Linked DNA regions of Homo sapiens: region 1 is linked to region 2. Evidence: chromatin contacts called from ENCODE Hi-C data. All regions are on one chromosome and are shown on one strand. Each heading gives the region's core, a stretch centred on a gene start or an enhancer-like site at or near the end of the contact. The rest is flanking DNA. Distances are from core to core; before and after follow the strand shown.

Region 1 (5,837 bases), core at 512-3,011, 68 kb before region 2:
AAGAAAATTAAACCTTAGAACTGTTAAGTAATCCATCCACAGTCCTATCCAGCTAGGAAGCAACATAAATGAAAACTTTCTCCAAAGCTATTAGATATCATAGTCTAGCAAGCTAGGATAACAATTCCTGCCCTACTTACCTCGTAGGATTTTTGTGATGCTCAAATGAATAATAGATACATTAGATTTAAACAGTACTTCCCACCCTTCAAAACAAGTTATGAATATTTTAAAATGATTGTTATTGAGATTTTCAAGTATAGCAAAATGTTGAGTTTTGGAAATAACCAGTGAAAAGACAAGATGCTATCAAAGAGACTTTTGAATTACATTTCATATTTAAGTGGCAATATAATTATTACAAGGAATAGCTGATGGACTGTATAAGGATCTATGTTAATGCTAGATAAAAATGGAATCAAATTTATGCTTGTTAGTGTTGTGCTACACGGCTTGATAAGTTTTTCTCATAAGTAAATAAAATATGTGCCCTTCAATCTGGCTGTAGGCTTTTAATTTATTTGGAAACTTTTATCTCCTACAAGGTTTTACGGAAAGAGAAAATTTAGTCCATTTGGCCAGGTGATATCAAGACCCAGAAAAATATGGCTTGACCAGCTGTCCAGAATTATGGCCTCTCTCCTCCTTTCCTCAGTGGCTCTATTGAATTTCTGTGCAGGGTAGAGGGATCTCTGCAGAGACATTCTCACCTTGACATCTCAGGGTCCACTTACCTGACTAACGATGAAGAAGATGACAGTCATGGCAGCGCAGGCCAAGGTGATAAGCATGAGGAACTTGAACCTAAAAATTAGCCCCTATTAGAAAAGAAAGAGTAGTTTAATACTCCATCAGCTACCAATCCTTTTCTCACTATGTAAATCTATAAAAAGCTTAATTTTAAAGAAATCTGTAAAACCAAATCCCTAAGAATGACAGTAAAATAGTTTCCCATAGTAATATTTCTTCTGCAGAGGTGAGTGTGGCTGAAAATTTCTTGGGCCAAGTATTTCCTATGTTCTTATCACTCATAAAGCAGCGATACGAGAGCCTGGGAAATTATATTCACAACACGTCGTGAGGCTGCTAATTTCCCTGCTAAGCTGGTTATGCTTCTCTGCAAGGGTTCAAAGTTACCAAATCCAAGTTTTCTGTGGTTGTAATAAAATTCTGCTCCAGTGAACAAAAAGAAATGTGCATATTAATCAACATGAAGTGGATTTGGTTGAATTTTCTCATGTCACTCCAGCTCTGGAGACAGGCAAGCCTTAGAAAGTGCCTGTGGTTTCCTAAGAGCAGGATTTAAGAGAACCTGTGTTTCAGAGAGGGAGGCCTATTATTCAGGGGCTCTTCTGTGCAGATCTACTGCATATAAAAACTCTGAGGTTCTGTAGTTTCTGCTTCTCTTTTCATACAGGAATTAGGCTTGTTTCTCCAAGGACAGCCACTTAGGCATGAACCCAGGGGATCCCTGATAAATCAAGGATGTGTTGCTTGCATTGGGGATTTGAGGATGTTAAGTGTTTCTCTTGAATGAGGAACATAATCTATAAACAGAGATTACTGAACTCTGTCTGAGCATCTGCTGGATATTTTAGGGGAATGTGGCCTGTTAAGAGTCTGGAAATCAGATCACGTGGGCTAAACCCTGTTTAATTACAGGACAGGGTTGATTCTGGGACAGAACTTTGACTAAAGCCTCATCCCAACAAAATCCCAATTATGCCATAGTCCAATCTCCCAGCTAGTATGTAACCTACATTCCATCACCAAGCTGAAGAACCGGCTGAACAAGTTTATTCATTACTGAAAATGGAAACACATTTGTACCACAGAAAACACCAAGATTTAGGCCAGCTAGATGCTTCTCAGAGTAAGATTTGGCCTCTAATTTTGCCCAGAGATCCTACATGAGAATCTCTCAATTTGTATTTCAAAGTAAAGGCTTTCTATCTCCAGGGTGTGTGTGTTTACACATCAAGTGGAAAGATCAAGCAAGCACCAGTTCCAGAACGAGCCAAGAAATCTGCCCACCTCATAGTGTAGCCGCCGGACTTTGCTCATAGCTGGCAGGCTGGACTGCTTCCCACTGATGTTCCGAAACACCTGAAATACCATGAAGCATAGAAACAGGAAGTAGAGGCAGAGGCAGATTCCAGCCACGATGATGAAGGCCATCTGGTCGTGTCCAGTAAAGGAAACAACGGGCTAGCCAAGGCCAAGTTGAGCCGGGTCCAGGCCCTTCTCCCCAGGTCTGTTGGCAATACTTGTTTTGTCTCCAAATATGTAGAAAATTTTCAAGGGGATAAAATATTAAAACCTGATATTCTAATGCCAATGATAGGTTTCTTGACACATTAGTACCACAGAGGGAGGTGTTCAATATTGCTTTCTAAACCAAGTAAGAAAAGAAATGGTGTCTTGCTTGTTAGAAATGAAGAATCTAGGCCCTACCCTAGACCTAATGAATCAGAATCTACCTTTTAACCAGGTCCCCAGGAGATCCGTATACACAATAAATTTGAGAAGCACTAATAAACCATATATTCGTCACTATGGATCAGATGAAAAACCACAGTAAAATCACCAGAAGGGTTCAAATGTAGATCCCCAGGTCCCTCCCTAGATATATGGAATCAGATATTCCAGGGCTAGGACATCAAGTATGACTATGTTTGGGAACCACTGGGCTAGTCCTTGGAGTTTTATAAGAATGCGATTGAGATACTCTGGCATAATTGAAGAGGAGATACGTGGGGGCTCAGTGCAGGGGACCTGGGCATGGGCTTGAAAGTCTTAAAGTGAAACCAGGGATGAAGGACTATTTGCAATCTTCTGTCACCACAGAAAATCTTGTCCAACAGAATGGGGATTCAAGGACACATGGCACAGGTGGGAGTCTGGGTTGCTGCCAGTATACTTGAGACCCACTAGGGAGACTGACCTGCCAATTAGAGCCAGTCTGAGAACCACCAAGTCTTAGGATAGCGTGAGCTGCCTTGGAAGGCAGATGACCTGATTCCAACCCCTTTCTGCTACAACTTTGCCCAAATTGCCTTTTTTTTTTTGAGACAGAGTTTTGCTTTTGTTGCCCGGGCTGAAGTGCGATGGCACAATCTTGGCTCACCACAACCTCCTCCTCCCAGGTTCAAGCGATTCTCCTGCCTCAGCCTCCCGAGTAGCTGGGATTACAGGGATAAGCCACCACACCTGGCCCAAATTGTCTATTTTTAAAAGCATTTAATAAGTATGAACTTGGCGTGCATATTTCATTAAATAATATAATATCTAATGCAGTTTCTCCTTCTTTCCTATAATGAACATCATCCTGGAATGAAGGGAATATAGTTATTTTCTGCAGGACTTGAAATTTTACTCACTCCATCCTATCTACAAAATTAAAAAAGTTGAACTAGATTTAACATTAGAAACATTCTTCTTGTTGTGCAGCTAACATTTGGTGGGGGCATAACAGAGGAAGGGTAGAGCTTCTCTCTCATCTTTGAGGAAATGATACTACTGATTTAGTTTGCTCACAATGTTCTTGTGACACTGAGAAACCAATATAAACATCATGGCAAGACAAAGGATATTCCCTAGCACGTGGCAAGATATGAGCCATCAAGGAAGAATACAACCCAAGCCTTTCTCTCCACTCCAGAGCAGAGTCTTTTTCTCCCAAGATCATTTCACATACTATTCCGGAAGATAAAATATTTAAATCCAGCATCCTAAAAGGGATAAGCTAAGACTGTCACTTCTGCTTCATGAAGATGACTTAGAGTTTATGCCAACCAACCAGAAGCCTTGGCGACTTCTCTGGAACTAATCACCTTAGCCTTATCTCCACTTGGTCTCAGGAATAAATAGCAGCAGTGTGATTTGCCAGCACACCAAGGTCACTTAAGAAGTCTCACACATAGGTGGTTTCAGAAACAGGCTCTTCCACAGGGGCCCAGAGATGAACCTCCATGGCTCCAGGGAAAAGCTAGTCATGCTTCAGTCTGCAGGAAACAGTGTATAACAGATAATTCAGACAGGCTGCAGTAAGCCTAGCAACTCGGATCCCTCTGCTGTGAGGATAGGCTGTGACCTTCTCATTTTGCCTGCTCTCACCCAGGCTTGAAAGCAAGCAGTAATTCTTCTTATTATTAGCCTTAATTGTGCTGTTATGATTGGCCTGAGAATCAAAGCCCTGGCTGAGTACATATGGGGAGCATCAGCAGAGCCTTAGAAAATGATCTTGGGGACTGGGTGGCCAGGGGAAGAAATAAAACCCTGAGCCCATCAAGGAAGGATACGGCCAGCTCTGTTCCAATGTCTGTAGTCCAGATACTGTAGAAGGGATTCGTGAGTTGTACCCCTCTACAAAGAAAATGAGATGGAAAGGCAAGACACAATTAATACAAAGGCAACGGGAACTTTCCTTTTCACATATTCTTAGCTTTTCAGCTGCAGGGGTGAGGGCTGTATTTAGGCTAAAAAACATTACAGAAATCCTAAAGAGAAATGAAGCTTGTAGAATACATCGGCCCAAATATTTTTCAACTGTAAAGAGCTGTGCCTTTGATTTGATCCCAGACCTTGTCTGAGGATGTGACCACGTCCAGTGCTTCCAAACCAAAGGTTCCCGACCACCATTCTCCTTTTCAAACACTCCTCCTAAAATGACAGGAGTGGGCGTGGTGATGCACAGTTTGGCTCAGTGTCCCACAAACACTTGCTCACCTCTCACACATGTCAAATATGAAGAGGCAGAAGGAGCCAACGGCAATGGGTCCGACTTGCTTCCAATACCCTGCGATGTGGTTCCGCTCGTGCTGATCCTGAGGAAAACCAAATTGAGAAGGGAGATAGAGGGGAGAGGAAGACCAAGCAATTCTATGGGGGAGTCAGCATTCGAAGGACACTTGCCGACCACCTATTGTGTATCAAGCACTATGCTAGATTCTAGGTATGAGAACAAAGAAGATGAAAATCTCTTCTTCAGGAGCTCATCTCTGTGGGGGAGTCTGGCACATACGTAGAACATGACAAAGCCCAGCCATAAGGGCTCTGAGAGTAATAAGAACAGGATGCCATGGGAACACAAAGAAAGGCCTCGGCTCCCAGGCAGGGGACATTTTGTGGTCCACAAAATAACTCATTCTGAATTAAATTTCTACGTGACTTGTAACTTGTGTTTATAAAAGTGACTGATCCTCAGAAGACAAAGTAAAGACATTAAAGCATTTAAATATGTAAAGTGTGTCTATTATGGTGAGGAAAATAGGCATATTTTCTCCCCATCCTTATTAAAACCAGGAATGAGTCCCCTTGATAAACAAAGACACCAAGAGAAAGAAAAGGAAGGAATGTAGAATGAGAAAAAAGGGAAAGCAAAGATGATCTTAGCCTCCAGGTGGGGCCCCAGGTGGGTCAGTCCACACCAGCTCCCTGCGGACAATCCTTGGCTGGCTTCCTGGTGCTGGACCAAGTTCCATCCACTCCCCCGCCCTGCTGCTGAGGCCTCATTCTCAGCGCATCTCTGCTGGAGGACACCTCATGGAGAAAGACCCCTTAATGTAGACAGTTTAGCAGTAGGAAGAAGTCTCTCTCTCTGCTCTCACACTGCTCTCCTGGAAGGGCAGCAGGACTTGAGAGGTCTGGTTTTCATGATTGAGCCATAATGGAATTTAAAAACAGTCCACTCTGCTGTGAAGCCCATGTGCCTGACGTGAAGACCAAGTTCCAGCTGGCATATCATCTTAGCCACAATGTGATGATGACACCATTCTTATTTTTAACCATGGTACCTTCAATCCCTCTTGAAATATGATTTGGTGTCTGTGCAAACT
Region 2 (5,260 bases), core at 472-2,971:
AGGTTTTATCCCCCAAATTCCATTACTTTTAGAACAAAGGGTTTTAAAAGAAAATACAATTAACAAGTTAAGGAGGTCCAAATCAGTGCTTTAAGGATCCTTCAATTTCTCTAGACCTTTAAACATAAAAATAGCAAGTTAGATGAAGATTTTAGTTCCAACACTACCAGATCGGGAGTTGACATAATGCACATAAAATACTTAATACATTGCCTGGTACATACTAAGTACTCAAATAATATTACCTAATATTTTCATCTTACACTGCTCTATTTTATTAATGATGTTTTTATATATGTCATTGCCTGTCTACTCAGCTAAATAGTTCCACCTTATCTGTTTTTGGTATAATCCAAAAGATAAATGCCTTCATATAATTATCTTATTTAAGCTTTCAGATCTATAGTAGGTTACAGATGAGACAGTAAAAGCAAGACTAGGTCTCATAGCTGGCAAGTGGTAGATTCCCATACTGAGATCTCAACTCACTAATTTAACATCCAGTGCTTTATTTCAATAACACCACAGATGAACAGATTATCATCTCTCGTGCCTCTTTGTATTCTTCAGAATTTAGCTAAGCGCTAAGATATACCTTAATGATCATCTAAAATAAATTTCTAATGATAGGTAACCTAACATGTCTGAAGATTTATTTTAGTGCCTTTAATAAGGAAGAAAAGAAATGGGTGGAAAAGCCCAACCATACTTGGCTTTGAGGAAAGACATGCCTCTGTTTTTATTTGCCAAGGGAAAGCATTACCAGGTCCATTTAGAAAGACAAGAGGAAGTAAAGCCGGGCGTGGTGGCTCATGTCTGTAATCCCAGCACTTTGGGAGGCCGAGGCAGGTGGATCACCTGAGGTCAGAAGTTCAAGACCAGCCTGGTCAACATGGTGAAACCCCGTCTCTACTAAATATACAAAAATTAGCCAGGCATGGTGGTAGGCGCCTGTAATCCCAGCTACTCAGGAGGCTGAGGCAGGAGAATCACTTGAACCCGGGACGCAGAGGTTGCAGTGAGCTGAGATTGCGCCATTGCTCTCCAGACTGGGCAACAAGAGCGAAACTTCATTCCAAAAAAAAAAAAAAAAAAAAGGAAAGACGAGGAAGCATGAGGGATTCAATGATATACCAAAGAGATAAATGGGGCTAGAGCCAGAACTCTTGATACTCTGCTCATGGCTTTCTGTATTAAGTTCATTATTAATTTGGCACCTTGAGTGAGATGAATCTTGCCTTGGATTATGCACATCAAGTTGTATTTCAGATGGCTGTCCCATACTTTAAAGGCCCATACCAAACCCCCATGTATCAAAAAAAAAAATTATCTGATCTAAAAAATGCCTAGATCCCTTAGCCCTTAACAACAAACTGTCTTATTTTATGGATCTTGTCTTCCCAAATTTAAGTTGCTGGAGGGCAAAATCCATGTGTTTACTCCTTCTGTAGCCCATGGCTAACCTAGTTCAGAACTTGTAGCAACGTGTGCTGCTCATTGCTTCCTCGGCCTCACAGCCTTCTAGATGTCCCAAAGAAACCTCGAGTCATCATAACATCTACTGAATTTCCCAACCATCCCCAGCACTACTGCTCGGCTTGGGCAGTCATTAAAGCTTCTCTTCTGCCTTCAGGATCTTCATTTCAGCTGCTGGGACATCCTGTTGCCATCCATTTCACACAGACATCCAGCCCAGCAGGAACCCGTGTTGCAATGAGCTTTGCTTCAAAGCCAGCAGCCTGGCCAAGTTCCAGGAATTGTCACTAATGATCTTCACCAGCAACTTGGTGCTCAACAGTGATCTCTGAACACACACACACACACACACACACACACCCCATTTCCAATACTGCTCTAGTTAGAGGAGCTGCCTAACAGAGGTTGGTTCCATAACTTATTTTATTCTTTAATTGTTACAGAGGACTTATTTCATCAAAATAAGCTAACTGTCCAAATACACTCTGCAATGCAGCAGTGGCCTCCACCAACTTACTCCTTTTTTTTTTTTGAGATGGAGTCTCGCACTGTCACCCAGGCTGGAGTGCAGTGTTGTGATCTTGGCTCACTGCAACCTCTGCCTCCCAGTTTCAAGTGATTCTCCTGCCTCAGCCTCCCAAGTAGCTGGGACTACAGGCAGGTGAAACCACATTCGGCTAATTTTTGTATTTTTTAATAGAGATGGGGTTTCACCATGTTAGCCAGGCTAGTCTCAAACTCCTGACCTCAGGCCTCCCAAAGTGCTGGGACCACAGGTGTGAGCCACCACATCTGGTTCCACCAACTTATTTTTAAACTGAAGAAGGCATAACAAGTGTATCAGTTTCTTTTGGTTGTAAGAGACAGGAAAGCCTGCTCAAAGATACTTAAGCAAAAACTAAATTAGTAAGATGATACTGAAAAATATCTAGAGATAAAGCAGTCTTCTAGTGGTTGTTTTGAGAAATCAGATTATGTCAACAGATCTCACTTCTCTACAGTCATTGAATTCCACCCTGTATTTTATTAGCTTCATTCTCAGGCTTCATTGGAAAGACTCCAACAATTCCAGGCTTATATTCTGTGAGTTGAAATTCAGTAAGAAAAAGAGAGGACATCTCTTCCTGGTAGCCTCCACACAAGTCTCAGAATTCACTCTAATTAGACTAACTTGAGGCATAAATCCACCGTGGCTAGTGCTTGGCTTGGTCACATGTCCATCACTGGAATCAGAAGTGAAGATTCTCTTAAGGCACATGGACTGAGAGTGGGGAAAAAAATGCTCCACAAAGGAGATTCAGGCAGATCCTGCTGCCAAAACAAATAGGCGAAACACTAGGCAGCCAAAAAACACCAATCATCCTCTCCAATAAATCTTCCTTCTTTTCCTAATCTCCAAGAAGTTGTATTACTGGGATGATCCAACTTTGAAAATAGTATATTAAAAGAAAGGAACAACCACGCAAGTCATATAAAAATATATGTAGCCAGTAGGCACATGAAAAGAGGTTTACCATTACTATCAATCAACGAAATGTAAATTAAAAGAATAAGATATTATCAGCACATTGGGAAACATTTTTTAAACAAAAGTAATCACCAGTACTGGCTAACATGCAAAGAGATAGACATTCCCAGATTTGGCTAATGGGTGATATGATGATTATCACTGACCATCAAAATCCTTAAAAATGTGCATTTCATTTTACCTAAGATAAATTCACAAAAGTGAATTTACTAAGGAAATAATAAAGGATGTACATAAGAATTTAAATACAAAGAAGATTTCTCCAGTATTGTTTATAATAGCCTTAAACTGGAATTATTCTAAATGTCCAACAATAGATTGAGCAATTTAATTTTATCCATACTATGGGTTATCATACTGACACTAAAAATAACCTTTCAATGCATGTTTATTAGCATGGCTTAAATAAGTAGAAAGGCACTATACAAAAGAATTAATAAAGTGGGCAACAATAGCATCATTCACTAACTAAACCCAGTAAATTAGTTTCACCCTCATCTCCTAGGCACTCCCTGGTTCCTTCTTTAAGATTTACCCTGGGGTTCTAAAGACCCAGATTCCACCCGGGGAAAGAGAAAAACTCTGGACACCCTCAGCAGGCTAAAATGTGTTGAATAAATATGTAAAGAGAGAATCAACAACTGTTCATGGGAATGGCTTGCTACACAGAGGAGGGTGAAGAAGATGGACCACAACTGTCATTTACTTGTCCTGGAAGAGAGCTCAAAAAGAAATGTTTGGCCAATACACAGTGATTTCTATCACAAGTAGTTCATATTTTTTAAAACTACTCTTTTTTCTTGTTCTTCAACTTGTCATAATGTAGCAATTAATATTCAAATCCCGAGTTATTCCTTCCACAAACATAGCTACTGCCTTGCCAAATAAACCATACCACAAACAGTTACTCCCCATCTCAGTTTTCATAAGTTTAAAATGTAAATATCCCTGATGGACTGGCCTATCTTAGAGTGTTGTTGGGAAGATCAAATAAGATGATTTCTACTAAAGTACCTTCAAGAAGGATAAAAGCACTATACAAATGTGAGGTATCAGGTGTATCAGTGCATTACGCAGATTTCACAAACACACAACAGAGCATGGGAGAGTTCATGGCAAGCCTCTGGCTCCTCCATTACCCTCATGTCCTTTTCCCTGCAGTCATTTCAGAAAACCAGATGTTTGTTTGCAAAGTTTCTCTGCAGCAAAAGGGCAGGCCCTCTCTACATTCAAATTGGCTGAAGCTGTGTTTCTAGCTGTTGAAACTTAGACAATAATGGGGGAGATGCCAAAATTAATCCAAAAAGCAGACAGGCACACTTTACAGACTGGAGCCCTGAGATGGAAAAAGGCAGCAGCATGAACAAGTAGAGGGTTAATGGTTTTCATATTATTTAATTCAAGCCGCAACAATGACAGATTCTAAAGATATAAACTTCTGAGAGTGAGCATTCTTTCAGAATTAGTATACAGGGGTCCTATTAGCAATATTTTATATACTCCAAATATCTTCCCAAAGGAAATCACTGCTGAAAAAGACAAAGTTCTTTGTTGGTAGGGCTGTGCGTTTATACCATGGACTTAAATACTTTTCTTCTACAGTCTCCTCATTTTAAAAAATGGCAAAAAATTTCAATAAAACATGGATGGAGCAATAAGAAGTACACTGAAGTTCTTAAATGCCCTTCTTTTTAAATCCCCACCCCAATTACGTCCCTCCCTTGAGGATATTTACAGTCCTCTATGACACATGCTCTGTACCTTCTTGGTTCAAGGAAAACACACCTACAGCATTTCAAATTAACTACTGACCCTTACTCTCACACTATAAACAAACCCTTTTCACAATCTCAATTGCATTGTGTCCACATTGATTAAAGCTTGAAGCCTGGTGACCTCATGTGGTGTTAACTTCTCCCATGCACCAACAGCATTCCGCCTTTCTACTCAATTACCCCCTTTGGTGCCAGAGGATCGCTACCCAATGAACACATACAATGGACTTCTGCTTCATTACACTAACCAACAGCAGGATAGAAATAAGCAGAAGAGGAATAAACAAGCTAATTTATCATGAGGACAGAGCAAGCTTTCACCAGTCTCGCCATGGAAAACTTCAGTGGTTAACGGGAACATCAATAGTCTGGGGGTGATGTTTATGATCTTACAGATTATGGACAAAGCCATAACAGAACCCCAAACTGACTGAAGAATTCTGCAGATTGGCAGGTGTGAACACACGCACACAAAACCCAT

The links. Hi-C counts contacts between places; a loop is a spot of excess contacts on that map.
Region 1: a loop to region 2 is called in a map of heart right ventricle, with 3 times the contacts of the local background. The contact joins two enhancer-like sites. A Hi-C loop is called at or near these places in 4 of 168 maps with a recorded cell type or tissue (breast epithelium, heart right ventricle and right cardiac atrium) and 1 of 37 single-sample maps with no recorded cell type.

What each region holds. Positions count from the first base shown.
Region 1 is chr1:68,143,835-68,149,671 of GRCh38, forward strand. It overlaps WLS (Wnt ligand secretion mediator), which reads right to left. Exons shown (of 12, transcript NM_024911.7): 7 at 4,729-4,826; 8 at 4,302-4,365; 9 at 2,035-2,178; 10 at 735-818. The region is part of intron 9 of GNG12-AS1 (GNG12, DIRAS3 and WLS antisense RNA 1); the gene reads left to right. Among named protein-coding and RNA genes, the nearest start is that of MIR1262, 37 kb to the right of the region's middle. RefSeq lists an enhancer at 3,891-5,090. Within about 2 kb of position 1,762, at least 7 of the 41 ENCODE cell types and tissues checked have a DNase peak (open chromatin) inside an H3K27ac peak, as active enhancers do; they include breast epithelium, where a contact is called at or near this core.
Region 2 is chr1:68,212,375-68,217,634 of GRCh38, forward strand. All of the region lies in intron 1 of WLS (Wnt ligand secretion mediator), which reads right to left. Among named protein-coding and RNA genes, the nearest start is that of WLS, 18 kb to the right of the region's middle. Within about 2 kb of position 1,722, at least 13 of the 41 ENCODE cell types and tissues checked have a DNase peak (open chromatin) inside an H3K27ac peak, as active enhancers do; they include breast epithelium, where a contact is called at or near this core.